Linked DNA regions of Homo sapiens: regions 2 and 3 are each linked to region 1. The links are chromatin loops, found by intact Hi-C in ENCODE. Cell type or tissue: OCI-LY7. All regions are shown on one strand. Links, peaks and the distances in the headings refer to the core of each region. The heading gives the core; the rest is flanking DNA.

Region 1 (10,969 bases), core at 2,302-7,301:
AGCTGGGACTACAGATGCCCACCACCACACCCGGCTAATTTTTGTATTTTTAGTGGAGACGGGGTTTCACCGTGTTAGCCAGGATGGTCTCGATCTCCTGACCTCGTGATCCGCCCGCCTCGGACTCCCAAAGTGCTGGGTTTACAGGCATGAGCCACCACGCCCAGCCCATTCTGTGTTATTTTCTTACAAGCGCTGGATGTTTCCTCCACCCCTTGTAATCTAGTTTGCAAAAGAGTGGCTGCTTTTCCTTGACTTAGGATAACTATGTGTTTCTACAGCAGGATTGTTTGTTTTTATTTTTTAGAGACAAGGTCTCACTCTGTTGCCCAGGCTGGAGTGTGGTAGCACTGTAGCTCACTGAAGCCTCGACTTCCGGGGCTCAAAGTAATCCTCCTGCTTCACCCTCCCAAGTAACTGGGACTACAGGTGTGCAACACCATGCCTAGACTAGTTTTTTTTCTTTCTAGAGACAAGGTCTTGCTATGTGGTGCCCAGGCTGGTCTTAAACAGTAGAATGTATTTTAAATACTATATCATCAAGTAAATATAAGATGATAAATTGGTCTTCATGAAAACCTAACCTTCAGAATAATTTCCTTCAGATTTGCTATCAGAGAAGAATCAGTTCAACCTTTAGGAATAACATTGTGTTAAAATTATACGTGGGTGACACTACAGAACAGCTGATGATCATATTAAACAAGTTTAATACATATTTGATCAGAATCTAGATATATCCTACGGAATAAACAGATGCACCATGTCTCAGAAATATGCAAATGAAACTCCAATTTCAATCTCAAAATACCATCAAACATTTATCAGTGAAAATACTATTCTTCACCGACTTAATTTATGGAATCTTCTCCACAAGCCTCTTCTCCAAAAGCATAGTACTCCTTTAAAGTCCACACGTCCCTCTCAGTAGTACTATTTCATCCTCCCTAGGCAGGTCCTCACTTGCCTGAGTCTCAGTATCTTGGATTTTTTGCAGTCTGTTCTGTTCCTTACTGGGTTTGTTATTTGTTTAGGCAGTGAGTTTTTGAATCCGAATTAGAAATACAGAAGCAATATCAATTTCCTAAATACTTTAAAACAAGGCCAGGATGTGATGGGCTCCAATTTGCCTCCCCAGCAGGCACTGTGTCTCTGGGATAGAAAGTATCAGACGTTCGAGGACTTGGCCTCTACTCCTGCTCTAGGTCCAGCTGGCTAGACATAGGAGTATTCTTTCCTTGCTGGGGACCAATTTTTCTCCCCTTAAGATATAGACTGTAATTATGGTGACCAAGTAATCTGTCATTCCAATTAGAACGCCTTTAAGAGGCTCTAAAACTAAATTTACATAATACTTTGAAGTATTTGACTAAGGAAGCAGCTTTCTTATGTTGAAAGACCTACTAAATAGTTCTATCAAAGTATTTTCAATTATAACATTCTAAAAACTGTTTACTGCAAAATTAAAAATCTGGGGCAGAGAGATAAATAGGCAGAGTGATGAACAGGCAGAGTATGGAGGATTTTTAGGGCAGTGAAACTATCCTGTAGGATACTATAATGGTGGAGACATGTCATTACACATTTGTCAAAACCCACAGAATATACGCCACCAAGAGTGAACTCTAACATGAACTACGGCATCTGGGTGATAATGACACGTCAAGGTAGCTTCACCCACTGGAACAAATGTACCACTCTGGTGGGGCACATTGATAGTGAGGGAAGCTATGTATGTGTGTTGTGGGTGGGAAGGGGTATATGGTAAGTCTCTCTACATTCTCAATTTTGTTCTGAACCTAAACTGTCCTAAAAAATAAAGTCTATTAAAAAAAAAATGGCAAGGCACGGTGGCTCATGCCTGTAATCCCAACACTTTGGGAGGCTGAGGCAGGCAGATCGCTTGAGGCCAGGAGCTTGAGACCAGCTTGGCCAACATGGTGAAATCCCGTCTCTACTAAAAATAGAAAAATTAGCTGGACATGGTAGCACGCACCTGTATTCCCAGCTACCCGGGTGGCTGAGGCACGAGAATGGCATGAGCCTGGGAGGCGGAGGGACTTGCAGTGAGCTGAGATTGTGCCATTGTACTCCAGCCTGGGCGACAGAGCAAGATTGTCTCAAAAGAAAAAAAAAAAAAAAAAAGCCAAGACAAATACTAAACCAGCTGGGATGCTGGGACAACAGAAGGGGTAATTTGGGGTACGCGGACATCCTAACTATAATCTTGATCTTAATCACTTCACTGTGGTCCCGAGAGGATCCAATGAGATAAATGCATTTATTAAGAGAAAGTAGTTTTTCAAGGCATAAGGCTTTAAACAAATACATGAGATAACTGTCTTTACTCCTTCCTCTGAATTCATTGCTACAGGTCTTGAAATGGTGGGAAAAAGCACACAGGCCGATGTATTATTCCCGCCAGGAGGAGTAGAGACACCCTGGCAACAGTAGTTCAGGGTCAATTAATCAAAATCCTCCACTGCAAACATCAGGATGGGCTTTCAAGGATGGGAAGGACAGATGTATGGTGAAAGCAGTCAGGATGTCATTGCAAGCTGACAGGGCATGCAGCTCAGCTGCAGAGAACCACACGGCCTTGCGCCCATGATCCTGTTGCCACAGCCCCCCCTCCTTGTCCTGATCTCTTTGCCTACCCTTTTCGGGGTTTCATTACCACTCAGGAGTCAACATATTCCCGTTTTCTCCCTGGTGTTTTTCTCAGCTCCTGCAGGGGCTTGGGAGGAGGGGCTGAATTAGTTGTCTCCCTAGCAGGCTTTGCATCATCTACTTTTATTACACAAAGGGTTTAATGCTTTGCTCTTCAGCATCATCAGGAAGGAAGAAGAGTCAGTGATATTTCAACATCAGCAAAAAACAAATAATCTACTTTTACTGTATTTATTGTCTGCTTCCTCTCAGTAGAATAGAAAGGTCTGTGAAGAGAGTTTTATCAGTTTTATTTACTGCTATATCCTCAATACCTGGCACAGTGACTGTCACGTGGTAGATGCTCAATAAAGATTACTGAGCAAATGAAATAAAACATCAAAATCAAATATTTGAGTCCTTGGAGATGCCAAGAAATAAAAGATACCACCCTTGTTACTCAGTAAGAACATTCAAAGATGGGATATATTCATTCCTTTATTTCAGAAATTTTTATTCAGCACTACTCTGTGCCTGACAGTGGAGCTTAACAGTGAACAAGATAGGCCCCTACCGTAATGAAGATTACATTTGAAAAAGGGGCCAGACATATGTAAGCAGATATCCATGCATCAAAAACTAAAGTGATGCAAATGTATATGTGTACCTATATACACATACATTGTATACAGATATAGACATATACATTACATCTTAGTGATACGTTATATATTTTAACTGTTATTGAATATTCAGATCATAGTCCTTTTATAATGCCATTGATTGTTTTAAAGACACGGCCCTTTTCCAGGCAGGTCTGGAATCCATGGCTTCACTGTAAGCATGAACACACCAGTTCTCCCAAGGCCTCCAACAGCATGTCTGGCCTCTCAAGGCCAAATGACTTGAATTTGTCCCAAGGGCCTGGAGCTGTATTTGGTCAAGTATCTATTTATGCTTTATTACAGAAAGGATTTAATGCTGTACTCTTCAGCATTATCAGGAAGCAAAGAGTTAATGATTTTCCAACATCAGCAAAAACTAAATAATCTACTTTTTTACTGTATTTATTGTCCTGCTATTTTTAACCTTATTTGGGGGAATAAATTCAGCAAGGAAAAAAGATTATAATAACCCACAACCTGGAATTAAATATCGACATTAAATATATATCTATATATCCTCTCTTTTAAAAAATTTTAAGAGGCTCAGGAACAAAGACCAAAACCTTCCAACTCAGCCCAGACTAATGAACCAGTCAAGTCACATGGCACTCAGTGTTTTTCAGACCATATCCAGGGAGCTCTTGCATTCCTCAGAAGAGTGCCAGGTTCCTGGCAAGGAGAGGGCCAGGAAATAGGACAGCAAGAGGCGGGAGTTTGAGGATCCCACTGCTGCATTTCCCTTGACACCTCACCATCTCCGATTTCATTTGAAAAAGGGTTCCACTGAACTAACCAACGTAAAGGCGGAGCTTAGCAAGGATTATTTCTGGCTACACATGGGTGGAAGGGAAGAGAACAAGAGAAGGAGTTGCTACATTTTCATTGCTTGCAATATCAACTTAATGAGCTGTGAACATTTTCTCTCAGAGAGCAACTGCGTCTCTCCCTAAGTACTCAGTTCTTTCAACACATCAATTGTCTTTTGTCACATCAGACAAGTCAATCTCATGGCGTCTGTCCACCAGGCAATAGATACAATACCAGGTCACTCTCATTCCTTAGATAACCATTTTAAAAAGGAAGACATCAGTGTGTCAAAAGCTGTATTCATGTTTCCTAATAACATCCCATTGCCATCCTTTTTTAACCTAATTGTTCTTCTGCATGCAAGAGTGGTAAAGAGAACCACACAGTCTCTTCTGGGAACCTTCTGGTGAGACCTTGGTGAATGGCAGATCCCTGACAAAGTTCTGACATTAATTCCCTTCTCCTGTCTATCCAGGCTTAGTTTCTACTTCTGACACAAACCCAGAGAACAGAAATGTAATCATGATGTCCCAGCTGGGCTGACCAAGGCAGCTGCAGCATTAGAAGGCAACGAAGCTGTCTTATACTGCTTTCTATTCTGCTCTGGGAGTCAGAGAAATATAAGCTAGTATTTGGAATATGGTTACAAATCCATCAGTAGTTAAGAGAAACAGGAGAAACCATCCTCATTATTTAAAACCACAGAAGTTCTCTTTCCTGGAGAAATACACATCATTGTTACTTTTGACACTGTGAACTGAAGGCGTTTCACCACACAGATGAGGTGTCCACATTTGGACACCATACCCTGTGCCACTTGTGATGAGAAACGTGGAGCTTGGGCCTATGCTTGGTACAGAGAGCCAGCAGATGGCGGTAGAGAGCAAATCACCCATCTAAACCAAAAAAATCCTCTTATGCCAAGACCAAATCCTCACCAGTCCGTGGCCCTGATTTTATACTCAGACCAGAGAAGAGAAACAGCAACCTTCCAATTCCCTCTGCTACAGTCCTGAAGCCTGGCCATGGGGAGATCTAGTCTGTGAATATCAAATCAGACCTCATTACTAAGGGACATTGCTTATTTTCTACCACTAGTTTATTTTGAACAGTTAAATATATGAACTGGATTTATATACCAGCCGTTGCCAGCTGTGTGACATGGTAAGGTATTTAGTCATTCATATCGTTAGTTCCTCCATCTGTAAAGTGGAGATTATTAGCACTCACACTTCATAGCATTGTGAGAATTCAACACAACAACACATGACCCAGTGTCTGGCACTGAGGAATGAATCAATACATTATGCTATTATTTTAACCCGCGGGTTTTGTGCTAGGTCAGGATCTTTCTATTAAGTTCACATCTCAGCACAGAACAACTTGCTGTATGTGTGGTCACATCCGAGCCCTGTAAGGTGGCAGTGCCAGGAACTATGAAGTGCCCTATGGGCCTTTCCTAGAGTCTTAGTTACTCTGCCTTATCTTACAACTTAGCTTTTGTCATTTGCTATTATAATTTTGATCTGCTGGCACTGCAAACTCACAGAGGAAAAGGCTATGTTCCAGCACACAAAGAGAACAAACCATTTGGGGAAGAAAATGGCCTTTTCTCCCAATTATTTGGTCCAAGAGGGGAAAACTGAAAGCAGGCAGAGGCTCGTATTTAATAGTGTTCTTAAAACCCATGTTCCAAGGCCTGATATGGTAAAGGGCCAGGCATGGTTGTTCCCAACCCTCAATGTACACCAGAATCTACAGAGAGAGCATTTAAAAGACACAGATGCTTGCGCCCCTCCCAGATATTCCTCCCAGTTGGTCTGGACCAGAGCAAGACTTCATTACTTTTAGCTCCCCAGGGCTGAGAACCACTGCCTGCTCAAGCCATTCTCCACCTAGTGTGTTCTTGCATGTCAGATTGTTGAAAATTCAGAGTGCCCAGCAGGTCACCAGCTGATTCTAATGCAGTGGTTCTTCAGTCACATGCTGGCAAACTCTACCCCACTGGATCGGAAAGCCCAAAGATGATGAGCAAATGACAAAAAAGACAGTAGCACCTGTGAGAAGTCGACTTTGAGATAAACAAGCAAGCCCTGCAGGTGGGCAGTAAGGATTCTCACCAACTTAACCAAGCCGTGTGCCCGTGAGTGCCCGTGAGTGCTTAGGAGGTGGCATTATCATTAACCCCATGGACAGCGCCAGGCCCTCAACGGGGCTAGTAAATACGTGCTGAACCGATGAGGAAATAACAGCATAGAAAGTTTGTATTACTTGCCTCAAGTCACAGAGCAAGCTAGCAATAGGGGGAAAAAAAATGAGGATTCAGGCAGTTCAAGTGTGGAGTTAATACCCTTCCCCACAAAGTTATTTCCTGTATCTGTGAATGTATGCCCAGGACATGGTACTGAAGGTGAAACAAGACAAGGTTGTGGCTGTCTCCTGTAAACCTAACCTTATTAAGGATGCAAAACCAGGGAATGCCTTGAGTGCAAGAGGTTAAAAGGTAATAAGAACAAGAGAGAGAGGAAGAGTAATTTCACCCAAACTTAAGAGGGAGTATTGGTAGAGGGTGTGGAAAAGACAGCAGAGATCTTCAAAACCCCCCGCCCTTGCAGCCCCTCAGGAAGGGGTGGCTGAGGCCACCTAGGGAGCCTGGATCCTGGGCACAGGAGCTCTGGGCCTTGCAGGGACTTCTGATGTTCTAAGGGTAATGCTGAAGACAGAGTTTGGAAATGTGAAAGAAATGAAGGAGGAAAGACATGCATCTCCCCAGGGATTCATAAACACCAATGATTTTGGAGCCCAGTGCAAAACAGAAGTGTGGGGCCCCTTGCTAAAAAACGATTAGGAATTCCAAGCAAGTGACAGCAAAGCATGCAACCAACCGCAGGGCCCTCCTGAGTACCAGGCCCTGTGTGACTGCCCAGACCTCAGCCTGAGAAGCCTCCCTGCCAGGGGACCCCCAGGGGAGTTTGAGGATTAAATGGGATCCTGTGTGTAGAGTGTGTACCACAAAGGCCACCACAGAGTGGGCATTCAGCACTGACCCTGAGCTGGGAGAGTCGCAGGGCTGGGGCTGCAGGTCATCCTAAGCGTGGACTGCCTATGACCTGCTGCTCCTGTTCACAAAGGCTCCCTGCCTGAGAATCTCCAGCAGAATTCATAGGAAAGATTTCTTTTTACAAAATCTCTGCTCATTTCAAAACCCACTCCGCAGGATCCAAAATTCTACAGCCACGGGAACTGTGAAAGATACACAAAGCCTAGTGAGATATCAGAAGATGAGAACACATAGCCAAGCCCATGGCCTCCCACCCAGGGAGGAAACCCACCCAGGCTAGCTTTTACATAAGGCTGGCTAAGGAGAGTTATTTACAGAGGAATTACTACAAGCCAGGCCAGCAGCCCTCTGACACCATGTCACACACGGAACTTGCGCACACAGTGACACCACATCTCCTGGCTGCAAATCTGTCTCCAGCTCCTGAGGCTCGGGCCTCTGCAGTGTTCTTCTACCTTCTCAGCAGAACAGTGAGGCTGAAGGGCAAGCCCAGAGAAAAATGGTGGGCACACAGGGAGAGCGGTGACAGAGGCAAGGAGTCAAGAGGTAAGTAATGGAGCCGCCCGCGGGACTGGAGAATAGGATGTGCTTATTTTGCTTCTATCGTAAACAAGGGTGTTCTCAGGTTTGAGAGTTGGTCTTTTGGACGTTCTCTGCAAGGGATCTTAACAACAACACTATCAACATTTGGGGCTGGGTAATTCTTTGTTGTGGTGGCTCTCCTGTCCACTGTAATACTTTTAGCAGCTTCCCTGGCCTCTATCCATAGATGCCAGTCGCAACTCTGCAGTTGCGACAATCAAAAATGTCTCCAGACACTGCCAAATGTCCAAAAAATCACTCCTGGTTGAGAGCTGCTAGACTATCTGACCATCGCAGTACTCAGAGGAGTAAAAACAGTAATAAGCATGAACACTCTGGAACAACCACCTGGGCTCCTACCTCTGATCCTATCCTACCCCAGTCTGCTCTCTGCTCTGGGGCAGGAGAACTAAGTGGAGATCCGATTATGCCACATGCCTGCCTAAACCTCTAAGACCTCCTGTAGTTGGCCCTTGGAGTGCAAGCTTGCATGTCACAGGTTGACACAAAGAAACCAAGTTATCTGTTCCTCCTTCTGCATCCTCATCACTTGCGCTCCTCCACAAGGCTCCACCCTCCAGTCCTATGACACTTTTCATTCACCTGACAGCTACTTCCAGGACTCCAGCACACACTAGGCACGTCCTAAGTGGGTGGGAGGCATCAGTGAACAAAGATCCCTACCTTTGTGGAAACAGACAATAGCCAAGAACATAACACAGAAATTATACTGTATGTTACAAGGTGAAAGGTAAACCCGGGAGAAGGGGATTTGGAATACTTGGAGTGGTAGAGGCAGAATGAGTTGCAATTCTAGAAGAGATCATCAGCATAGGCTTTATTTGAGCAAAGGTTTGAAGGAGAGGAGGGAAGTAGTCATGCAGATTCTAGGCAAGAGTGTCACAGGCAGAGGGAGAAGCAGCGAGGGGAAGGAGCAGCCAGGGCGAAGCAGCGCAATGCGGAGGGTGGTGGCTGCCATAAGGACTTTGACTGTGGGTAAGATGAATCATTGCAGGGTTTTGAGGAAAGCAATTATGTGATCTGGCTCACATAAAGTTCAAATAATCCCTCTAGCTGCTGTGCAGAGGATGGTGGTCGAAGCAGGAATGCAACTTACAAAGCAACTGCAATATTCTATGTAAAAGATGGTGGTGGCCTGACCAGAGAAGGTTCAGTGGAGATAGTGACAAGTCTAAGCAGGGCATCTCATGTCCTGGAACTTTGGCCTCTAATTCTTGCTCAGTGATTCACCTAATGCAGGTTCTTTCTGGATGCGGAGTTTATAGTCCATTAGACACAGCAACAACTCAATAAATATGTGTTGGTAGTTAAAACCCACAGAACTCCCCCGACCTCCACTCACACCTAAAATATAATCTTGACTGAAGTATACTTTTCAGGACTTCCTATTCAGTTCCTAGGCACGTATCTGGCACTTGGATGTTTAATAAATGTTTACTGAGTGGACAAATAAGTAAATAATACATCTTATACTGTGTGAATAATTACTGTATTCCTTTAGACAGAATCATTTATAACCATTAACCCAAAGTGTTTTATTATCCTAGAAGTAATTCATTTTGGTTGATGGACTTTAAGAATTTTGGCTTTTCTTGCCACCACTATAAGTTACTCAAGCTTCATTATTTTACCCAGATCATAAATGTGTTTTAAAAGTGATCAGACTCAGCATGCACTGTTGTGAAGTTTGGTGTGAGGTATGAGTGAGTGACTTCAGTTTACAATTAGCTTGATGCTAATGACCCTGGGCCTCATTGTACCATCCATGAAGTGAGGGAGTTCTCCCCATGCCCCGCCACCGCCGCCTTACATCCAGGGTGTCTCCCAGCCTGAAAATTCCAGAATTTTATATTCACTAAGATGTATATTGGAGGACAACCACCCCATACAGCTGAAATCCTTTGGTGCCAGATGCATTTTGGAATTCAGAAAAATGTGGATTTTGGACTTGTAATATATCCAGCAGAAACTGAGGCAGCATCTTGAAATTAAATATTTCTATAACAAAATATATAAAGACACCCAGTAGCCTCATATCAGGTCAAGTTTTGCTGCCGAATTAGTTATTTAGAAAATCTTCTGGTATTCTGAACCTTTTGGCTTTGAGAATTGCAGATGAAGGATCCTGGGTGAATTAGGTTGTTGGTTTATATCATCTTGTGTTGTTGTTGCTACAGAAACTTGTTTGAACACCCAGTCAGCAAAAATGCAATAACTCACAAAAGATGCACAAGTCACCGGTGCAAATAAAACTCTACAATTCCCTTTCACTGAGGGATGGCCCTCCTCATCATGTGAGTGACATTTTCTTTGACTAACCCTTGGGGAGAAGGGAGGGAGCCCTGAGAATCAGATCTGACACTAACCAATTCTTGATGTGAATGTGACCCATCTCCAATCATTCACGCTTAACCTAAAGTGGGGTTAATTGTTTTTACTGTAAGTCAAGTGTCCTAATTAGCTCAAGCTACTACAAAGATGTAAAAGAATTAATAATGTCACTTTATTACAAAGCCATATCATTTTTTTCTGAGCTTAGTATCCATCTTAGTTCATTTTAAAACTTCTTTCTTGATGGCTAACAGTTAATAGTTATTAGAAGATGCAAATGTATGCCAATCTTGCAAAGATTTCCATTAAACAACTTGGAAATTGTCAGATTCATTTTGTAAATCTTATAGATGTCTACAGGAGGAGCAACAGAAGTCTTTACAGGTGGCACACTAAGTGTGATCTTTATAAATACCCTCAGATTCCTAAACACTAGTAAGCAGCAATTTCTTAATTTTTGCTAATACTTTTAAATTTATAGAACATAGAAAAGTACCCATACCATGTCATGGGAACTGGGCCGTGGCCATGATTAATTCTCTTGCTAAATTTGTTTAGAAAACTATTTGGCTGTTTGAGTAAGATGAGAAATCGCTACATTTCCATTGAAATGAATTCGAGTGTCGCTGTTTCACAAATAGCAAAAATACAGAAGAAAGCTCATTTATATCAAGATAGTTCTTATAAAAATAAAACTGTCATGTCCAAACTGAGAACAAGGAAGCTTCATGTCCAAACTGAGGGCAAGGAAGTCTAACACTGCTCTGCCTGAATCTGTTCCTTTCGAATATACTTGGTTTGTTTGAGGCAAAGAGAGGTGGAGCAGAAGGCCAAGCCTTCTTTGAGGGAAGGG
Region 2 (10,969 bases), core at 4,070-9,069, 170 kb after region 1:
AGAGTAAGAGTTACTTGCTCAGACACTGCAGATGAGGTGAAACTACCTAAAAATGGGGCTGAAGGGGAGAATGGAAAGACCATGTAGAATAAGTGTTTTTCAAAATTCTTCTCAGCACTCCTGGGTATTTCTTTATCCCAGATTAATGAAGATTTATGTTCATAGGAAACCCCAAACATAAATGTTTAATATAGTTCTACTCCCAATAGCCCAAACTGGAAACAACCCAGATGTCCGTAAGTGAATGGCTAAAAAACTGTGGTACATCCATACCACAGAATATTATTCAGCAACACAAAGGAATGCACTATTGATATACACAATATTACTTGGATAAATCTTCAGAGAATTACGTCAGAGAAAAAAGTCAATCCTGAAAGGTTACATCCTACATTATTCCTTTTATACAACATTCTTGAGATAAGAAATTTCAGTGGATCCCCAAAACTCAGCACATTGTAGGTGCTCAATAAATATTTGTTAGGGGAAGAAAACGACAGGTTTCCAGCAATAAAGAACAGACTGGTGACTGCCAGAGGTTGGGGAGGGAGTGGAGGTGGGAAGTGGGTGTGGTTATAAAAGGGCAACAGGAGGTACCCTTGTGGTGGCAGGAATGTTCTGTATCTTGACTGAATGTCAATATTCTGTATGTGATACTATACTATATAGTGTTGCAAGCTACCACTGGGGGAAACTGCGTAAACAGCACTGTATTATTTCTTACAACTGCATGTCAGTATACAAGTATTGCAAAATAAAGAGTTAAAAAAAAAAAAAAACTGTTCTCAGTTATTGGTGGTGGTAGTATTAGTATTGCTATTCTGAGTTTTTATAACATGGAATAAAGCAAATGAATAATTTTAAACTATTCTAGTGGAAAATGAAATATTTCACCATGATCTTCAATAGACAGAAATCTCTATTGAGCTTTGATGGAAAGAAGTCTTTTTTCTTCTTTGTTAAAATATGTTTTTGTGTTATGGACCATGTTTAGAAAGGTCAATTCAAAATTATAAAACATATTCACCAAAAAACGAGGATTTCACCAGAAAACTCAAATATATTTAAGCCCATAAATTCATAATATTTAAAAAATTGTTCATCTTTAGAGGATAGGAACCAACTCATAAATAACGCTGATTATAGGAAAGTAATGCAAATAATGGGAAAGACTCCAGCATTGATCCTGCCTTTTCTACATGGACTGCACCACTACATGAAGGGAAGTATGTCTTTATTTAAGAATTCCGACTGATAAAACAATGTATCCAGGGGAACTAACATAGGATCCCCATACACAAGCAATTCTAACAGTTCCAGGAACTTGGTGAAATGACAATGTGCCCATCACCCAGTCTGATACAGTGTTTCACCTACTCAAGATGCCAGGAATTGTAAGAAGCACAGTCACTGGCACTCTCGGTACACCCAAAAAAACCACAGCCAGTTCCGGAAGTGCCATCAGAAGATGCATCCCAACTTGAGATGCTCAAGTAGGACAAAAAGTGGCCTTGATTCAAGTGACAACGCCATTTCATATCCTAAGCCTTATTTTCACTACTTCTTACTCTTCAGATTTATGGAGGGGCCAGTATTGTCACCCATATTGTATCACTGAAAATCAGGGTAAAATAGCACAGCATTATGGCAACAAGAAATATGCAAAATCCTCAAAAAACATGATAGTGGAAGAATAAAAAAAAAACAAAAAACCCAAAAACTATTTACCCTGCCAGGCTTGAAGCTCATCAGGCTGTGCGGCCTGTAACCTCTGATGGCGAACACGTCTTGACTGGGGTCTTCTGACGCTCCTCTCGCTGCCCATCATCTTCCACATTCAGGCCTCAGTGGATCCTTATCAAATGCACCAAGAGAGAGCAAATACCACCAAACCCTGGCTTCATAACTACAGATCTGCGAACTGTTGAAATTATGTGCACGATGTTCCACATGTACGTATTTATTATGGGACTCCAGGATTGCTGGTATGAACTTATTGCCATCTGCACAGCTTTGTCAAGAGTACAAGACTGTAATTAATCACAATTGTTTCCAAGATACTTTGCCTTAACTAAACATTTTGGTCTGTTGAGAATAGAACAACTTGATTCCAACCCTGAGCATGGCAAGGGCAAAGGACTGTCGTGGGAAGCAGGGGAGAGGATGGTGAGGTCTCAGTTTGCCTAGAGGTAAGAGAGTTAAGAGAAAGCTTTGATGCCACGCAGCTGTGGAGCCCAGGGCTGATGCCACCTTAGGCATGGTCTTTGTGGAATAACTTACTGGACATCCATAATACTAATATCCATTGCTGCTTTATGCAAGTGGCATGGAGTCAACATACCCAGATAACCCAGGAAAAGTATGTCACTTGTAAATAACCCACGACTCTATGCTGAAGTCAGCAAACTATGGCCCATGGGCCAAACCTAACCTCTTGCCTGTTTTTTTTTTTTCTTCTTTTTGGTCTGATCTGTATAAAATAGACTTTACATTTTGAAATCATTAAGAAAATCAAAATATTGTATGGCATGTCAAAGTTATATGAAATTCAAATTTATGTCCTTAAATAGTTTTACTGGAACACAGCCATGCCCAGGCATTCACATACCGTCAATGGCTGCCTTTGTATTACGCAACAGCAGAATTGAGCAACAGAGACAGTTACGGCCTACAAAGCCTAAAATATTTACTATCTCTGTCCCTTTACAGAACAAATTTGCCAACCCCTATCTCAGAGTTCAGGTTTCACAAGTGCTCTGGTAACTTTTTCATAAATAAAAGATAAAGCCTGAATGTATAACTACAAAACAGTCACATTTATTACTGTTTGCTGTAGTTTTCAAAGCTTGTGCACCAGACATGCATAAAAAATGCAAAAGTGAGCCCAGACTGGTTGTAAAATGTTTCTTGTTTGTCATTTCTCCCTTTGCAGTTTCCCTACTGGGCATGCACACGCAGCAGAGGAAGAACAACAACTAGTCACCGTGCTAGATTTAAAAGCATTTAATGACATAGCATATATTTAACAGATAGGGCAAAAGTTGAGAGGTACAGGTCGTACGACTGAGCACCAGGCCTGAGCGACCACCTCCCTGTTCAGGCCCAGCCTCTGGAGTTCATTCCTATCAATGTCATTTTGATTGTGCAGTAAGATGAAAATTTGTCATTACAATAGTTACAGTGACAGAGAAATGCACACTATGTATCAAATAGCAAGGAAATGAAGCAAATTATAACACAGTGTGGCAACGCACGAGCAAGTAACCATTAGAGTAACATTACTTTGTCCAGTAAATGCTTCAGTTCCACCACTTGTACACTTACCAATGATTTAAAGGGTTTATTATACATCTAGTTTTATTATACTTTGTACTAGAATTATCTCAAACGTACAATATAATGTATTTCAGCAAAAAAAAAAAATTGAAATTACAGATTATTTAAAACAGTATCAGTTTTCTATTCCTTCTTGTATACTGACATTCTTAACCGTCATAGCAGTTGATGCAGAAAAGCCGCATGTCGTGTGTTAGTAAGTGATGCCAGATACAAATGGTTTGGTCTGTAGAGTTAATGTGGAGCTGCACTGTGGCTGCAGCAAGATCATAATATGCGATCTGTTTAATAAAGGTTAGCCCCATCTCGGGCACTTCTAAGAGTCAAGAGTCAGGGTAACCACCAGAAGTAAATGGAGAGAGAATGGTGTCAGGATATTGGTACATTTTGCCTCTGGTGAGCACAGGAAATATTGATTAAGCACCGCTGCCTTGCATACCAACAGCACTAGAGGCGGGTTATTTCCAACACAGCCTCACAAAATTGAGGAACAGTTTAAATACTGAGATCTAATCTATATAATTTCATTAAAAAAAAAATCTGGCCTTCCCTCTGCACCTCAAACTTTTGTAACTTGGAGATAAAGTGTTTAGGTGTGTTTCCCCCACCCCCCCCGAAATGCTCTATAAATTAAAAAAAAAAAAAAATCAACCACATTGAGGAACATTAGGCACAGAGAGTAATGTGTTGGTTCTGAGCTTGCATGCTGGAATTTCACTGAAAAGGTAAGAGAAGGGCAGGAGGTGAAGGAAAGGAGTTCATTTCTTTTTGCCAAAAAGGCTGAACCGCTTCTCTTTGTCTTTCTCTTTGTCCTTTTCCCGCTTGCCGGGACTGGACTCGCTGGTGATGGTGACGACGCTGGTGGGGAGGGTCTGCGCGCGGCTGGATGCTGGCGTGCTCTGGGTGCTGGCAGACACCTCGTGTTTATCAGAGGAGATGGCGGAAGAGATAGCCTGGATCCATGTGTTCATTTCCTCCTGGACAGAGGAAGGGACACAGGTGAGACTCAACTAAGAGTAGGCATGAGGGGTTCTGGCTCCAAGGCTTGGGAATGGCGCATCTGGCCAACTGAGGGGTAAGCAGAGTCACTTCTGGGCACTGTCCCCAAATGCACCTCTGCCTTATCAGTACAGGAGAGGGAACCTGGTTCAGCTTCTCATGAGAATTCAGTTCTACTCATCACCCTAGTATGTGGCCCTACAAACTTGTAACAGCTGGAAGACCAGTCTCAATCTGTGAGGTGGTCAGATCCCACCCTAGAAGGTGCTTTTTCACATTTAAAGCATTACAGGTGTTGTTTTTCCATCAATGGACTCTCTCTTTCCTTGAGGTGAGGTACACACCCATTAAACAGCTGGCTGCTGGCGAAGGGTGCAGCGGGGGTCCCATCATGATCCACAACCAGTCCTGGGACCACCTCACTATGCCTCATCCCTGGGAGGGGACAGGCAAAGATTCCATCGACTTTAAGGGATCCTGCCTCGGCAAAGGGACAGTGAGATCATATTCACTGCCTTCTAGAGACAGAACCAAACACCTTCTAGTGCTGGTGACTGGAGCCCAGTGATAGAAACCATCACTGATCATCATTTACATGAAGAACTTTCTGAATAAAGCCCATCATCACACAAACACTTGCAAACTCCTAAGTAGTGGAGAGAAATAACATTTAGAAACTTACATCGTCTTTGGCTTGGAAGAGGTACTCATTGCCATCATTTAGTCTGTAATTTCAAGGAAGAAAGTTAGTCACCACTTAATTACAGAGAAATAAAAATCCCCCAACTCCCATATCCCATGCAGGACAGAAGTAGACCACAGGAGTCACAACAGAAGCGTCAACCTACATATGTCACCACCAAGCCTGGGGACCCGCCCAGGCCCAGCAACAGACCCCTGGAGATCAAGAAGCCATATAATCGCGCCAATGATACACACAGGGAGCCTGTGCTTCAATCCAATGGAAGGATTTTAAAAAGCCCCAAACATAACATTTGGGTTTATTGTGGCAAAAATCACTTGTGGATGCCTGATCACTTACTGGTCTAAACTGAGTTCAGGAGAAAGCTTTTGAACACAATGAGCCCTTTTGAAATTCTGCTACTGAGCTTGTATCCCCTACATTCACATGTTCCAGAGTTTCAGAATAGGCAAACAGAAAATGTCCTTCAACTTTTCTTCTACTGTATGTCTCAGAATTAAGAAGCCCTATTAGTGTGACACTGGGAGGTCCCCAGGCTTGGAAGGGTCACAGGTTCACTCTGTGGCTGCGGAGAGGACGAGGGTACTGTTGTGTAACACAGGGTAGGGGCCGTTCGCTAATATCCCAGCTCTCTGAAGCTGCATGAAGGGAGTACAAAGGGGAAAGCAGCCAAGGAGCCAGGCTGCCGGTGCATTGTCCTACAAAATGTAAAGTGTTCCAGGACCCAAAGAGCCTGCCTGCACTGCGCAGCAGCAGAGCTTAATAAATCAAACCATCTGACACTCTCTCCTCTGGAGCCCTGGGCCTAGTCCAACTGGCATGAAACATACAAATAAATGGAAGACCAAAGCTTTTCAGATCCCAAAGCAACAGCACAAATCAGTAAACAAGCATTCTAACCACTTTTTACAAGATAAAATAATTTTTCTGCCTACTTCCAAGTGTGAGGAGAAATTCTGAGCTTAGCTCCACTCTGTAGGGAGATACATGTATCCTACAGGGTAGAGACATTTGGAACTAGATGGTTCTGAGACAGCTGGAGCATCTGCTGGGAGAGTCAGGGGAGGACAGGGTCCCAGGCCCCACCCAAACATTTCCTGTTTGTCTCCATCCAGCTCCAGGATGACTCACTTGACCCATCTCCAGATAATTCATGAGCAAAGAATAGCATCTCCTGGGTCGGGATAAGCTGAAAAGATGGGGAAACTATTTTTCAAAGCCTCCCTTAAACTGTGAAATGTGACTAGCTCTCTTTAAGTCTTAGGGAACAGTAAGTGCCTGGTTATAAAAGCAAAAGCTCCTTATCCTTCAATGCTCAGATGTACTGTTAACCACAGGGAAGCTGGTGGCTGGCCACAGTTGCCAAAGAATTCAGCCTAACCGAGACACGTGCCAAACTGGTTTTTCACTTTATTGGGGATTTAAAATGGCAGAAGACAGAACCAACTAATCACAGCAGCTGTATAAGAAAACCAAACCCCAGAGTGGAAGTAAATGCAAACCCACTCTGGCAGCCATGAAGCACGGCGACTCTCACCTTAGCTTGAATACGTGTTTCTTCTTTTTGTAATCAAGGGCCACTTCGCAGACAGCTTCTTTCAAACTCACAGGGACCTCGCTGTGGTAGGGAATTCCAGAAGCAGCAGTCTTTGCATCTTTGTAGAAACCCATTTCTTGGTTATTTATGACACAATAAACATTGTGCCAGGACCTGTGCAGTTTAAAAAAAAGGGCAGGGGGAGATAAAGGCTCTACCACATTCCCCTTAAAGAACTAAACATTTCATTAACATGAAAATGATCCTCACACAACACAGTGTGACCCCACCCAACCCTCAACCTTCCTTATTACAAGCCCTTCCTAAATTCTGCTAACACTAAACAACAGAAAAAATTCCTCCATGGAGAGTTCAGGGACAGGGCACAGGGCAAGTGTTTGAGGACTATGTCTTCTCTTTCACTTCGGAGAAAAGCAAGTTACCCTCTTGTACTCTGAGCTCACTTTGATTGGTATTTAGTACTCTTTGCTGTAGCGCCCTCTTATGGTCATGAGCTAAAGGCCATGCTCCTGTCTGAAAACATGCCTGTCCTCCAGCAGCAGCTCCTCCAGCTGCGGATTCATTACTTATGTGACTTGGCAACTTGACAGAAAGACAGACCCAGAGCCATCAGCACTTACAGTACCTTTGGGTGAATTAGAATAAAGTGGCTTTTCCCCTATGGTATGGCAAACTGTCCTAATATACTAATTTTAACAGAACACCGGCCTGTATTACACCAGCATGTATTAATATATAAATCCCTATGTTGTCCTCAACGTGAATGGCAGTTCTTAGATGTTCTGATCCCCTCACACAGCAACAAACTGCACAGTAAGATATGGTGGTCCCAGGTGGTTGGGTTTACTAGTTAAGCACATAGGCTTTGCAGTTTCATATTCCAGCTTTGCCATTTACTAGGTTTCCACAGAAAGAAAGCTTTGTTAACCGCTCAGAGCCTCTGTTCCCCATCTGTTAAATAAAAAAATTGGGGCTGTTGAGAGACAATGAATATATATAAAGGCTGATATGGAGATCAGGGCAGGGGAAATGGTTAATGGCTTTTTACAAAAAACCCACAAGGAGTCCTAAATGAAATCAATCACTTAAAGTAAAGAAGACTCTTCAGTCTCAATCTAGCAAATTCCTTCTCTAGATGAACTACTAAAGCCCCTTCTAGCTACTCCCATCCAAACTCAACTCTTCTTCTCTCAGTGAATAACCAGCATTCTACTCCTGCTTTCCAGCGTCAGCCCAAGAAGAATGCAATGTCCAGGAAGCTACCAAAGGAATAAAACTACATGAGCACATACTTCTCTTCCAATTCAAGAGTGGCCCGCCTTATCCCTTCACAGGCTGACTTCCCATCTTACTGTGGCAGCCTCTGCTGCTGTTACCTGCTTGAGGCTTTCTTATTGTGGGCCTCCCACTCGTGTTTCCGATTGAGGAAGCCTTCCATCTGGGCCGAAGGTGTCTCCTGGGTTCTGGCTGGTAAGGTGGCGGCACTCTGGGCTGGGAGGGCAGTCTTGGCTTTACGATCAGAGGTCGGGGAGGGGATGGGGCTGGACTCTTTAGAGCTCGTCCTTTGTTCTGTAGCGCCGTTGACCATTTCGCTTGTGTCCACCGTTTCTGCCATCTAGGGACAGCGGAGAGGCCATTCAGCTAACTCCGTGAGCCATGGGGGTGACCACATACGCTCTACCTGACTCGCACATGTGGCTGTGTATAAATGCCTGGCACAGATCGAGGCAGTACAGTAAAACCATTGCACACCCACAAAGCCAGCTGGACATCAAGGACATTAGAAGGTGGGAATGGATTAATACCCGCCCATTTACAGGGAAATGAGAAAAGCGAAATGCCAGTATGAGTTTTACTGCACTCTATTCCTCTGATCAATAAATATAACTCAGATCATCTCCTCTTATGGTTACTTTAAAACAAAAAGACAACAGTAACAATCACACATATTAAATATGAAAGAGAGTGGACGTTATACAGCAGCCACCTTACAACCAAGGATGCCACCAGAAGGGCTGGAAGTTTAAGCGAAAGGGCATTCACAAACAGACCGATAGACAACTCTATCAGAGCTACATGGCATTCCCCCAGAGTAAGACAAGGAAAGACCTCGGTTCCTGAAAATGCTCTCTGGCTCTCCTCCCCCTCCCCTCAACACATTGTCATAAACACATGCAGAAATTAGGACGACAATCATGCATTTCACATCTACCATCCCAGTTAGACTTTGGAACTTAAGAGCTGGAAGGAAATGAGGCAAGTCAACAAACATCAATTTGACCACATCTGCCGAAGTTGTATCGTGAGTGGGTTGTAGTTTGTGTTAAAGGAGCTGGAAAAGCCAATCACAGTCACTCAACACCACACAGCTATTTACCCCCAAACAAAGACAGAACCAGGGCCTTCCCCATCACGGGTTGGTTGATCACGGTGCCTTGCTGCACTGAGACGAGAAAGCCCAGAGACAGCCAGGCTTCCAGCGGCTCTGACCCTTCAGGCTGGAGACGTCTTCGGGAGCGTTCCTTCCCAAGCTCATTTAAATTGTAACCCTCATGGCTTTTCGGCTTTGGAAATGTAGTAGGGTCTTGATTCATTATCATTTTCAGCCTGTGTACCATCAACTGTGTACCATTAACTGTAGCAGCCCCTGGCTGATACACCCAGGGTGTGCGATTAGCGAGTTACTAAAGCTGGGTGTGGCTGACACTTTAGTGGATTACAGACAACCTGCACCCCTCGTACACAGACAAACATGGAGAAGTCAATGGCACGCTCATTAGATACGTCGCCCACCACTGCTGCCCAAGACCAAAGTGACACCAAATTAGCAGTAACAACCTTGACAAGATAAACGGTAGACTGGCCACCACCATGTGAACACCTGGATCTGTAAACTCTTGGGAACTGTATCTCTCACTTATTAGGTCTTATCTTAATGGCTGGGCCCAATGCTTGATTTTGAACAAAACTAATTTTGGGGGGAAAAAGGGCTACAAAAAGCTCTGGAAGGAGGGAGAATCACAAGTTTAAGTTATGTCTATGCAAACTATCATAATTAGCATCAGGGCTGAGGGAAGACTAGAAACTATGCAGTTTAATGGTGGTTTTGATTGGAACCCTTTACCCTCATGGCAATGTGGAAAATGGATTATTAGGAAAAAAGACTTGTGGGGGTGTGTGTGCGCACAAGTGCTGCATGGTGATCACCAAGGCCTTGCAAGTGACAGACTGCAGACACGTGCTTATGAGCAACAGACTACTTAAACCATTCTCTCTCTTTTCACTTTTAAAGGAGAGTTGCAGGAGGGGAAATAGACAAAAAACAAAACCCTGAGTCAAAATAATGTGAGTGGACTTTAAAGGTGACAAATCTTCTCTAGTGTGAGATTCGGAAACTTCTGGTGAGGAGGAAGTATGAGTTTGGTCTGGAAGGCCTGAGCCAGGTGTGAGTCCAGAGAGACATGGGGTTAGTATGTAGAGAAACCAGGATAAAAAAAAATTTAGTGCTGCAGGTTTGACTTGAAAGCTGCTAGTGACAGCAATGACCTGGGTAGAGAGATGTTTCCTTGAAAACGGCTAAAATTTATCATACTTGGTCAGACTGCAAGGTAGATGAAGGCCAGGGAAGCCTCTTCTGAGGATAATTCTGCAGCAAAAATTTTTTCTTTAGAGTTAGAAGGAAAGAGAAAACCCCAAACCAGTATGCAGAGATCATTAATGTTTATGCAAATGAATCACTAACCAAGAAAACAAGGAAAATAAAAGGAACAAAATGAATTTTAATGGACATGTGCTTTAAGCATGCCAACAGACAGCACACCACTAGAGACACACATCAAAAGCAATCACAGTGCTATGATCAAATGATGGGTACATGTGAACACATCCCTCGCAACCCCACCCCCCACGTTGCTTCTCTTTAGCGATTAGTCCAGAGTGCTTTAGTGGCTGGGCACACCCGAGATACTTAAATCAGGAGGTGAACATGAATGCAACGTGACAACTAGTAGCACAGAAAACACCTGATTGGTATTCAAAGTGCACGAAGCAATGCTATTTTCAAGTTCACTGAGTCTCTGCGTCATCACTCAAAACAATAAAAATACTTTTTCTTCTCATACAAGCCAATTGTAATTAAAATTTTGTTATGACAAGCTACATTTAAAAATCTAGATAAAAATAGGCATGATAGCAAATGCTAAGAACATCATAGCACTCTTTTCTTGTGTGCTTATGTGGTTCCTTTTTTGGAGGGTCTTCTAGATACAAAAAGTGTCAAATTGGGTGTCAGTCCTGATGATACAAAATTTAAACACACACACATATATATATGAAAACATCACATATATACATATAGATCAATGAAACACAAA
Region 3 (10,969 bases), core at 3,006-8,005, 75 kb after region 1:
CTACTAATTCATCAAAGCTTCCAGACAACCCACCAGGTGCACACTGCAGCCAGACTGGCTCATATAAATCTTTGCCAGTTTATTTTAAATGTCCTGTCAGATTCGGGTATCTCAACCAGCTTATCTGTACATTGTATTTTGATTAATCAAAATAAGTCATTTCCCAGCTTCTTGGATAGTGTGGTTCTTAACTACCCAGCTTTCCACTGAAAGCTGAAACTCATACAGACAAAATCTTATGCAAAGTCATCATTATCCACATGTGTTGGCACTATGCAGACATGAACATGAGAAGTATTTCAATTAGAACCTATAAATCATAGATTGGGATTTACAATGTCTTGTATAATTGTTACTTATATAGAAGCCAAAATCCCATTTATTTTCTAAAAAAAAAACTTTGAGTAGAAAATTTATATATATTTAACTATTAAACAGAAAAGTTTTAGAACTTTAAGATGTAAAGCTTCAGAGATGTTGTAATCTGTCTTCTTCACAGATGAGAAAACCAACTCAGAGGAGATAATGGCTTGCCCAAGATCACACAGAAAGAGGATAACAGATCTTGGGCTACAATCCGGGCCTCACGACTCTCTGCATCTCTACCATGTTGCTTGTCACCAACCAAAAACATTTTCGTGGACATTCCACAGAGAGAGATTTACGCAAATTAACTATAAAATGATTAAATATAATCCATTGAATGTAAATAAACTGTTTACAAGTGTTCTTGTCACTGTGTTGCCTGCCACCCTGAAAACTTTACAAAAGAGCCAATTCAGAATTCCTCATATCATATTGGGAAGAAAAGTAGTAGTGGGGACCAACTAGGAAAAGTCCTTGCATGTCATCCTTGAGATACCATATCTATCAGTAGTTCTAGCAATAAGATGCCAAAACATTGCAAAGTCAGTTTGATTCTCTGACAGTTGCTGAATCCTTTTAACTAAAAAGTAAGTACATAAAGGAATGGCATCCCTGAGATCAACTAAGGCCAAAACAACATGTTTTCATTGTTCTCAAAGGCCAATGAATCATCAAAAAAAAAAAGTTTTTCTGATCTGTTTAGAACTATAATGAGAACTGAAACAGGATATCACCAATGAGGAGGTAGCCTTGGCATATGATCTCATCTACAATGTTCCCTTTCAAGAGGCCCACATCTGAACCAATGAAAGAAACTTACCTAGACAACAATTCCACACTCTCTACAAAGCCTAAGAATCATTACTCTGAATGTGATCTCATGCAGATGTTTGCAGGTGAAATTCAAAATTAAATTAAAAGTACTTCTTCTGGCTGGCATGTTGACTCACGCCTGTAACCCCAGCACTTTGGGAGGCAGAGGCAGGCAGATCGCTTGAGCTCAGCAGTTTGAGACCAGTCTGGGCAACATGGCAAAAACTTAATCTCTACAAAAAAATACAAAAATTAGCCAGGCATGGTGGAGCATGCAGCAAGAGGACTGCTTGAAGCCAGGAGTTCGACACCAGCCTGGGCAATATAATGAGACCCCGTCTCTACAAAAAATAAAAAATAAAGAAAGTACTTCTTCCAATATTTTTGCAACATACACACACACACATACACACACACACACACACACACACACACACACACTCTTCATACCACTTAATTACTGTATAGGTCCAGGCAGGCTACTCAGTAAATATGTGATACACAGAACTAAATTGCAATAGACATAGTAGAAATAAAATAAAATAGATATTTGAGGTGAAATATCTTTTTAGACTGGAGACTAAAAGTATTGCATGGGTGTTTCTTAAAATAAAAGTATACTATCCAGTCTTGATATAAATATCTATTTACATGTTATTTATTTTTATCTAGTAGATTCTACTTTATCATCATATAATAAAAAGGCAAAACAATATCTATGTTGATGCATTAGAATCTAGGCATTTTTTCCCTGGCTGTAGGTTCTTCTTCATTGAATAGGGCTTGTCAAACTGTCCTGTTAATACTGAGTTAAATTGTGTTTATGTTGCATCAGTTAATACTTTGCTGTAACAGTGTCAAAATAGTATTCAAGATGCTTCAAAGAAACAGTGACAGCAAACAGATGCTCTATAAAAACCTACTTTGACTGCCTCATTCAAGGAGGGTAATTTTGACACAAAATACTATATTTCTAGATATTATTTTTTTCCTAAAATTATGTGAAAGCAAACTATTCTGCTAGTGATATTTAATATACTTGGTGCTACTTTTAGCTGCTATTGCAAACAAAGGATAGCAGATGATCCATCATGAAAAGTATTCAGTATGAAGTTACTTATTTGTGAGAAATAAATAAATGTTATTTACTGTACAATAGAATAAGGCATATAATGACGAAGACAATTAGGAGATAATTCTGAAGCTAAACAAAGGACATATATGTAAACATATAAACAAAGGACATATATATTCAAAATAACAGAATCTAATTTGGCAATCATAATAATAATTTACTATGCCATGAATCATCAGTTGATGCTAAAACTCCTGTGTGAAAGTTTGATTAGAAACAGATATTTACACAGACTCAAACTGTATTTCCACAAGATATATGTTAATTACAAAGGAAAAAAAAATAGTAACTTTGCCATAGAGAAATCTGGCAGATCCCCTAAACCAAGTGACCAAAGTTAACATTACCAGTAATAGGACAAATTAATATCATGTGCCTCCTGATATTATGTACTAAGAAGAATACATCATTTCTGTGATACTTCTGCCAAAATTATATAAACAAAATTGTAAGAAAACACTGGACAAACCCAAACTGACGGTCATTCTATAAAATAACTGCCTTGTATTCTTCAGAAGTATCAAGGTTATGAAAGACAAAGAAAGACTAAGGAAATGTTCTAGATCAAAGAAGACAAAACAGACTTGATATGTTTAACACGTGATCTGGGATTTTCTTTTGCTCTGAAGGACATTATTGGGACAATTGCCAAAATATTAATCAGATCTATACATCAGCTATTGTTTAAATATTATTTTATTGATTTTGAAAGCTATACTGTGGTTACACAAAAGAAGTCCTTGTTTTTAGTAACTACACAAGGTGTCTGGTCTGCAACTTACTCTCAAGTGGCTCAAGAAAAAAATATGTATCTACATACATATACATGTGGATAGATGAAGGAAAAGAATAGAGAGAGGAAGGAAAGTGTGAGAGGAGGAGGTGGAAAGAAGGGAGAGAGAATAAGAGAGAGAATATTAAAGCAAATGTGGCAAAATACTTAACATTTGAGGAATCTGGGTGAAAGGTATATTGGTATTCTTCTTACACATCTTGGAACTTTTCTAAGTCTAAAATTGCTTCAAAATAAAAAGTAAAATAAAAAAGAAAGTAGATTGTATGTAGATAAGAAATGGTTAAAGTATTTATTGACTATTTATTAAGTACCTATTTTATAATGGTATAGATGGTACCATAGGGACTAAACTAAAAAGAATGCATGACGCCTGTAATCCCAGCACTTTGGGAGGCCGAGACTGGTGGATCACGAGGTCAGGAGATCGAGACCATCCTGGCTAACACAGTGAAACCCCATCTCTACTAAAAATACAGAAAACTTAGCCGGACATAGGGCGGGTGCCTGTAGTCCCACCTACTAGGGAGGCTGAGGCAGGAGAATGGCGTGAACCCGGCAGGCGGAGCTTGCAGTGAGCCGAGATCGTGCCACTGCACTCCAACCTGGGCGACTAAGCGAGACTCCATCTCCAAAAAATAAAAATAAAAATAAAAGAATGCATAAAATTTGTTTGCCCTTAAGTTTGTAGGGAAAAGAGGGTAAACAACCAGAGAACAGTTCAAAAGAGGAGATATATAATTAAATGCTAAAATTATAGATATAGATAATTCATAACAAGTTTTAGCCATTGTTTAAGAAGATTTAAAATTATGTCAATCCATACTAAAAATATAAGATCAGCATTTCTCTTCTTAAAAATACCCTTGTAAGTAATTTCTAGAGATCTGCTTATGTGTGTTAAATTATACACAATAAGTTAGAGGCTGAATATAATAAATATTTACTGCTTCTAAAACTTCTACGATCACTTAAATTTAAAATTCAGGTAGTTTTCCACTCAAAGGAAGATATCCAGAAAATATATTATTACGAGAAAGTGGGAAATAAAGAAAAAAAAATTCTAATGTAGGCAAAAGAGAGGAAAAATTTTAAAAATGGAAACAAACACTGAAAGCAAAAATATTAGCTAACTATTCATATGTGTGATTTAACCATCTCCCACTAATCAAATGCCAACAATCCCAGGTGGAAAAAATTCACTACAAGCTTTAATGGAAGCACTCATGAATAAATTTTGGCATAAGCAGTTTTGTAAATAGAAGAGGTTAAATAGGAATCTGGCATCTCCTACCATGCATATACCAAATAGAAAGAAAGCTGAAAAGGCCACCATGGCCTTTTGCTGCCCCATTTCCCCAAACTGCGTTTGATTCTGCCCTAGGCAGAACAGTATTTAACCAGTCACTCCTGATGAGATAGGTGATGTTCTTAAAAACAAGTTCAGCCTTTAACCTATTCTTGTATTTATTGATGAAGGCACAATTTAATTTTATCTTCCCCAAAGTTAAAGCAGGGGGATTTCACATTAGCCACTGAATTACTAAGCATTAATGTAAGCAATGCAAACATGCCTACACAAGCAACAAGAAGCAGACAAGTGCAATTTAAAGTTAATGCACCTCAAATTCCTTATACAAGTGGAGTGCCCCCAGGTTTCACGAGCAATAGGGATAATGAATTTATTTGTGATTGCTTTGGGGGGATCAGATGTTGAGTTAATTATCAGCTCAACTTTTTTCCTCTTGGTCTAATCTCGCTAATTCTATATTTACTTTAAATGGCTCTCATTTGAATTTTCCAACTTCATAACGTGTAACTAATAATATTCCCACTATGTCTACTTTGTGCCAGTTTGTTTTGTATTAGGAAATTATATGGACTTAATCTTATTTTACAGGCAGACAGGCACACAGCATAAATGGCCGCTGTCTATAACCTTTCTAAAATGGCATATTGAAAATAACTGGACTGCTTGGAGGTTGAATGATGACCTTGGACAGGTTACTTAACTCAGCCACTTTTGCCAACCTAAACAAAATAAAATGCTGACTAGAGGGCAGGAAGTTAAGAAGGTCAACGAGGGAAAAGGCCAGAGGCCTGAGAATGTCCCTGTCCTTCAACTTCTGTCCACCCCTGGGTCAAAACCCTACAAGATGGCACAGAACAACCAACGGAGTTTGGAGAGGCCTTCAGGGCTGGAGATCTTGAACCTCACTTCCCAGCCTCGCTCTGGCAGAGAAGGGAGCCTGAAGGCAGCATCAGAGCCAAGGTGCCCCCTAGTGTCACGCCCTGAAAGCACCAGAGCCTTTCCAAACCCTCACCCTACCCTGCCAGGCCTGCTGAAGCTGTTTTCCGATGAAATTAATGTCATACCCAATTTTTACCTTAACCACTTTGAATACATTCACCCTTTTAGGCTCCTGGTAGAAGGAGAAAGACGATTTTCATTCTCCATATTTTCTATGACTTGGAGAACAGACAGTAATATCTCTACCCACCTACCCATCCAAAAACCACACAAATGCACCTAGCCAAACACTGTGTTTGATTTTAAATTCTCAATATTCTTTAAAAGCAGATTGCTAACTTAAAAGATAATAAAATGAAAGAAGCTTGGAATACTTCTCTGAGTATATCTTATTTTGTATAGTCTGGAGTTTTGGAATCATGTTAAAGTTCTATAAACATTCAAAAATTCAATTAGATCAACAAGAATAGAGGGAGAAGCCTAAAACTGAATGTAAACCTAACTGTATTCCAGTGAACCCAACTTTATTTAAAATGAATAACATAACCATGCTGAATTTTTAAAATACAGAACTAATCCAAGTAACTTCTGAACATAGAACTTTGACTATTCATGCTCAGTGTAAAGAAATATAAAAGAACTGCAAATAAATCTTGAACTCTTCTTAGCAGTTTGTTTTTCATACTCGATGGGTATACAATCCTGAAACTATTTTATGCACATTGCAGGATGGATCAAATGAATAAATGTATTATGTTTTGTGAGCCAGACTTCTCACTATGGAAGAAAAGAGACATAAATAATAAATGGGAGAAACCAAGGAAGAATGTAGGGTGGGAAGCTGTGTTGGAATTGGGGGGTTACCAGTATAAACTTAAGATGTTTAAATGTATCTCTATCTTTTTAGCTATATATATGAGTGTGTAGGTATATATATTCCCCAGCTCCATCTGCTGAAAAGGTCAAGAACAATGACATTCTGGCACAGCAATGATCACAGATCACAGTTCTTAAATACCAGTCCCACTAAAAGAACCAGAATTTCTTGGAGAAATTGATTCCAGTGCTAGGGAAGGGAAAGTACAAAATGGACCTGGAACAGCTATGATGCCAAACAGCAATAAGATGCTACACAAATTTATAAAGCATGTCAGAAGGACAAAGGAAATAGATAAATGGAGTTCCTATTGGCCCTGGGGATAATCTGAGCATCAAAATAAATAAGGGCAGGAAGCACTTTATTATAGCAGAATGTCAACTAATAAATATGGAAGGAACAATGGAGTTTTTAAAAGTCACAAATTCAGACATAAATTAGCAACGGATACTAAATCTGGAGGTGGGAGACGCTTGGGGAGTAAGATATTTATGTGGAGTCTTAAAAAGCACTTCCACTCAAATTACTCTATAATTAGAAAAGAAAAAAATAGTAACTATATGATAGAGAAAATGGATAACATTTAATGATCGATTTTACCATGATCAGATTGAACATCACCAATAATGAGTGGATAGACATCATGCATTCCCATCCGTGATGTTCTGAGGAGGACACACTATCACTTCTGAGGTACTCCAGCCAAACATGCATACCCTAAAGCTGATCATGAGGAAACATCAGATAAACCCAACTTGAGGGACATTCAGTAAAAGAACTGGCCTGTGTTCTTCTAAAATGTCAATGTCCTAAAAGATAAAGAGAGGCTTAGGCACTTTTCCAGATTAAAAGAGACTAAGGAGACATGAAAATGAAATGCAATACATTATCTGAGCTGGATCTTATACCAGAAAAAAATTGCCCTAAAGGCAATTATTGGCATTACTGACTAAAGAAGAATATAGAGCAGATAACAGTATTGTGTCAACATTAAATTTCCTGAATTTAATAACCATACTGTGGTTATACAAGTGACTATCCTTATTCTTAAAATTACATGTTTTAGTATTAAGGGTAAAAGGGAATGATGCATTCAACCTACTTTCAAGTGATTCCAAAAAAAAAAGCAATACTAATGCGTATCTATAAAGAGAAAGAATAACAAAGAAAATGTGTCAAAATACTAAAAATGGATGAAATCTGTGGACTATTCTTGCTATTTTTCTACAAGTTTGAAATGATTCCAAAATAAGTTTAAATAGACTTATATTTTAAACTTAAAGCATAGGTACCTCAACTATTTTTGACCATTTTAAACATTTCCATATCATAATTCAGACAAATTAAAGTCAAGCTATATCCACAGAGTTTATGATTTATGTTAGTGAAAGAATCACTTTTGACCAAATTGCAATGTGATTCATAAATGTCCACTTTTATGCCTTTGTGATTTTTTAAATGATCAACCAAATTTGATAATTTAATTACATTCACATATTATATACCTCAGATAAAACTAGTAAGCTGCTCTGAAAAGGGGAAATACCTTATTCAACTTTCTTACCAGAAATTATAAACACTGAAGGACTAAGCTTTGTTTAATCCCTGGTATTTCCCCAATTAATAAAAATAAGCACCTTCATTTATGCTTTTTTTTCAGTTAAGCATTAATAAAAAAGAAACAAAGCGTATTGTTTATTATCATATTTTTTGGTTCACAAAACTGCAAAATTCAAGTTTATAACATTAAACAAGTCCGTTCCACAAACTGGGAGTACTATGACTTTGGTAGTCTGTTTAAAATCATATTCTCAGATGAAATAACCATATGGAAAACAATTTCTCAACAATGATGAGAGTTATTATCATTTGGCTGCACTACCACTAAGAATAAAGTGGAATTAAAACCATAAAGCAGAGAAGCTGAAATCTAGTTTCTCAAATGCCTTGGGATTAACTTCACTAGCATAAACCTCAAAGATACTGATTACCAAACTCAGTACTTCCCAGATTAATAAAAACATTATTGGTCACCATTCATCATACTAAGCCTCATGCTTCTAGATTCAGGAGGTTTGTATTTCCCAGACACAGAGTAACTTCCATCTTTCAGTCTGTCCCAGATTCTTTTTCTAGTAAAAAAAAAAAAAAAAAAAAAAATGCTCCCTCAACTTCAAAGCAATGGGGAGAGAGAATGGATCTCATGTACACCTCCCATCTTTGAAATCTTCCGAATTCCAGGACAAAAGCAGTGATTCTCTGTCAAGGTTTGTTTGTATAAGGGAAAGATAGAAACTTACTTCTTCATATAAGAAAGAAAACCCAGATAAAATTACATTTGGCAAAACAAATTGAATTTGATAGTGTCATATACCGGCCAGATGGTAGGGAAACAGGTACTCTGCAAGCCTGCTGCCTCTAGGTACTGCAATTCTAGGCTATATTGAAACTGAAAATGGGCATACCTGTGACTAACCAAGTCCACCTCTAGATATCTCCCTAGAGGGCCACTCTCCCATGTGTGCAAGGATTCACTGAAACACTGTTTGAAAAGCAAAAGAACCTAGAAGTCTGTCAATAGGGGAATTTATGTAAAGAAATCAAGCACATGCATAAAGCAATACTCTGTTATGTTCTTGGGTAGTACGTGAATATAAAGATCTGAAAAATATATACCAAACTCATAGCAGTAGTGAATATCTGGGGAGCATGGAGGGAGACCAGGACAGGAAATGAAAGCTTCATTTGGAATGTTCTAAAATTAAAAAAAAAAAAAGAAAACTTATTCATGTATTACTTAAGTAGTTAAAAATTAATTTTCAATGATTAAAAATATGGATCGAGTCAAACACTAAATAAATCTAAGACCAAGATCAATTTGACTACAAAATAGTGGAAACTGAGAAAAACTGGAAGTTAGGCTATTTAAATTACTAACATTCTTAATGCATCAGAGTAATGGCCCAGAATCGGAGCCGGAGTCTTGATCCTGCTGTGTATAATGATCCTGCTGATATCTAGAGCAAGTTATCTTATTTCTCACCTACACTTAATCATTAAAATATATATAAATATATATTATATGTAAACAAAGATTTTATATATATATATATGGAGGGAAGGAAGTTTCCTCAACTATTAATTACATCTAATTTTGTCCAACCTCGAACTTCACTCTTGGATCACCTTAGCACAGCCTAACATTGGGATATAGTTAAAATGTCTCCATTTTGAGCAGATTCTGCATGCTCTCTCCTGAGCATTCACATGCTAGCTTGGTGATGAAGATGTGTTGGTATAAATCCAACTTTTCTTTAGATTTAAATGAGTTGGTACATGTAAAGTTTTTAGAGTTTTTAAAGTTTTTCTCTCTCCCCCAGATTTGGCATCCATTGCTAATTTATGTCTGAATTTATGACTTTTAAAAACTCTATAAAACCTTTAAAAGCTCCTTAAATGAATAAAGTTACTATGCGTTTAGTCAGCATTCAATAAATATTAGCAAATAATATTATTGCTATTTCCAAAATAAGTGACTCATTTTAGCACTTCCCCCATGATCTTATAATAGTTACCACCACTATTCTTTCTAGTATTACCATAAAATACTCCAGAAAACCAAGGTTACTCATTCAATTAGCTATAAAAAAAATTCTTTGGACAGTATTCCTAAACTCAAGTTTTGAAGATAGCTACATGAAATACCAGTCAAAGCCACTGTAAACTGTGGGCCTAATTATCAGATATGCATATTATTATTCATCTAGTATGAACTTGTCATTTCCTACTACCTGAAAAGAAGACATGCTAGACACAACAGACTGTTACACAGCTGTTTCATAATCACACATTTCACAAATGGAAAATGGAATTGAAAACATCCACCTAATGGAGGCTGCTTCACTGGGTCTAAGAGGGAGCCACACAAGAATACTGGGTCGTGTGCTGAGTGCCAAGCACTCCATCCCTATTTTTTGTTTTCAAGTGTGTGATCCATTATGTACTATATGTGGAAGTGATGAAAACAGGAAGAAAATCTATAGCTCAAAAAGGCAACTTATGAACCACCCATATTTTATGTTTGCAGAGCACCCCTGCATTACCCTACATTGCTCTATGAAGGAGTGTCACCTGGAATGTAGCAAAACTGGGATTAAAAAAACAATGCTCTCAGACCAATCTGTAACCCATCCCTGCAAAGCCTCTTAAAACAAGATATAGCATCATATTCTTTTATAAAATATTTACTGACACCTGGTTTGGGCCAGGTACTTTGGTAGGCACTAGATATTTAACAGTGAACAAGATAACATGATCCTGTCTTCCAGAATCAGTCACAAGGAAGAGAGAGACAAACAAATGGATGATATACTACAGGGTAATAAGTACTACGTTGGAGGAAGTATAATATACTAGGGGACAATACAGGGAATGGGGGACTGGGAAAACCGTCCCAGAGAAAATCACTTCTAAACAGAGATCTGAGAGATTAGTAAGAGACAGTGAAGCAAAGATGAGAAAATAGAACATTTCTGAAACCACACGTATAGAGGTCCAGAAATAAGAGAAACTATAAGAGCACATTCTGGGCCATCAGAAGCAAGGCAAAACCTACTCTGTAGGGATGTCTCCACAACCAGGACATACAGGACTCCCACCAGAAATAGTATTACACTGGACAAAGAAAACAAGTCACTGTAAGGAAGACTCAGGAGACACAGCAAGCAAGACAAT

The links. Hi-C counts contacts between places; a loop is a spot of excess contacts. Peaks named below come from ENCODE experiments on the same cell type or tissue, not always from the same donor. Only the 100,000 strongest peaks of a DNase experiment are listed, where the experiment ranks them.
Region 2: it touches region 1 in a loop (4-fold over the local background); 26 of 110 quality-filtered maps call a loop at or near these places.
Region 3: a loop joins it to region 1, with 7 times the contacts of the local background. A loop is called at or near these places in 11 of 110 quality-filtered maps.

What each region holds. Positions count from the first base shown.
Region 1 is chr2:54,832,763-54,843,731 of GRCh38, reverse strand. The region is part of intron 7 of EML6 (EMAP like 6); the gene reads right to left. Among named protein-coding and RNA genes, the nearest start is that of EML6-AS1, 87 kb to the right of the region's middle. In OCI-LY7, for the core only: CTCF peaks have their summits at 4,734 and 4,971 (motif pointing right); a DNase peak (open chromatin) is centred at 4,981; H3K27ac peaks cover 1,883 bases.
Region 2 is chr2:54,661,695-54,672,663 of GRCh38, reverse strand. It overlaps SPTBN1 (spectrin beta, non-erythrocytic 1), which reads right to left. Exons shown (of 36, transcript NM_003128.3): 33 at 7,973-8,211; 34 at 6,576-6,749; 35 at 5,018-5,060; 36 at 1,218-4,313. The coding sequence ends at 4,095. It overlaps SPTBN1-AS2 (SPTBN1 antisense RNA 2), which reads left to right. Exons shown (of 3, transcript NR_186176.1): 2 at 7,823-8,066; 3 at 8,216-8,492. Among named protein-coding and RNA genes, the nearest start is that of SPTBN1-AS2, 13 kb to the left of the region's middle. In OCI-LY7, for the core only: CTCF peaks have their summits at 6,880 and 7,079 (motif pointing left); a DNase peak (open chromatin) is centred at 7,083.
Region 3 is chr2:54,758,249-54,769,217 of GRCh38, reverse strand. The region is part of intron 2 of EML6 (EMAP like 6); the gene reads right to left. Among named protein-coding and RNA genes, the nearest start is that of EML6-AS1, 13 kb to the right of the region's middle. In OCI-LY7, for the core only: CTCF peaks have their summits at 5,197 and 5,398 (motif pointing left); a DNase peak (open chromatin) is centred at 5,377; H3K4me3 peaks cover 314 bases; H3K27ac peaks cover 358 bases.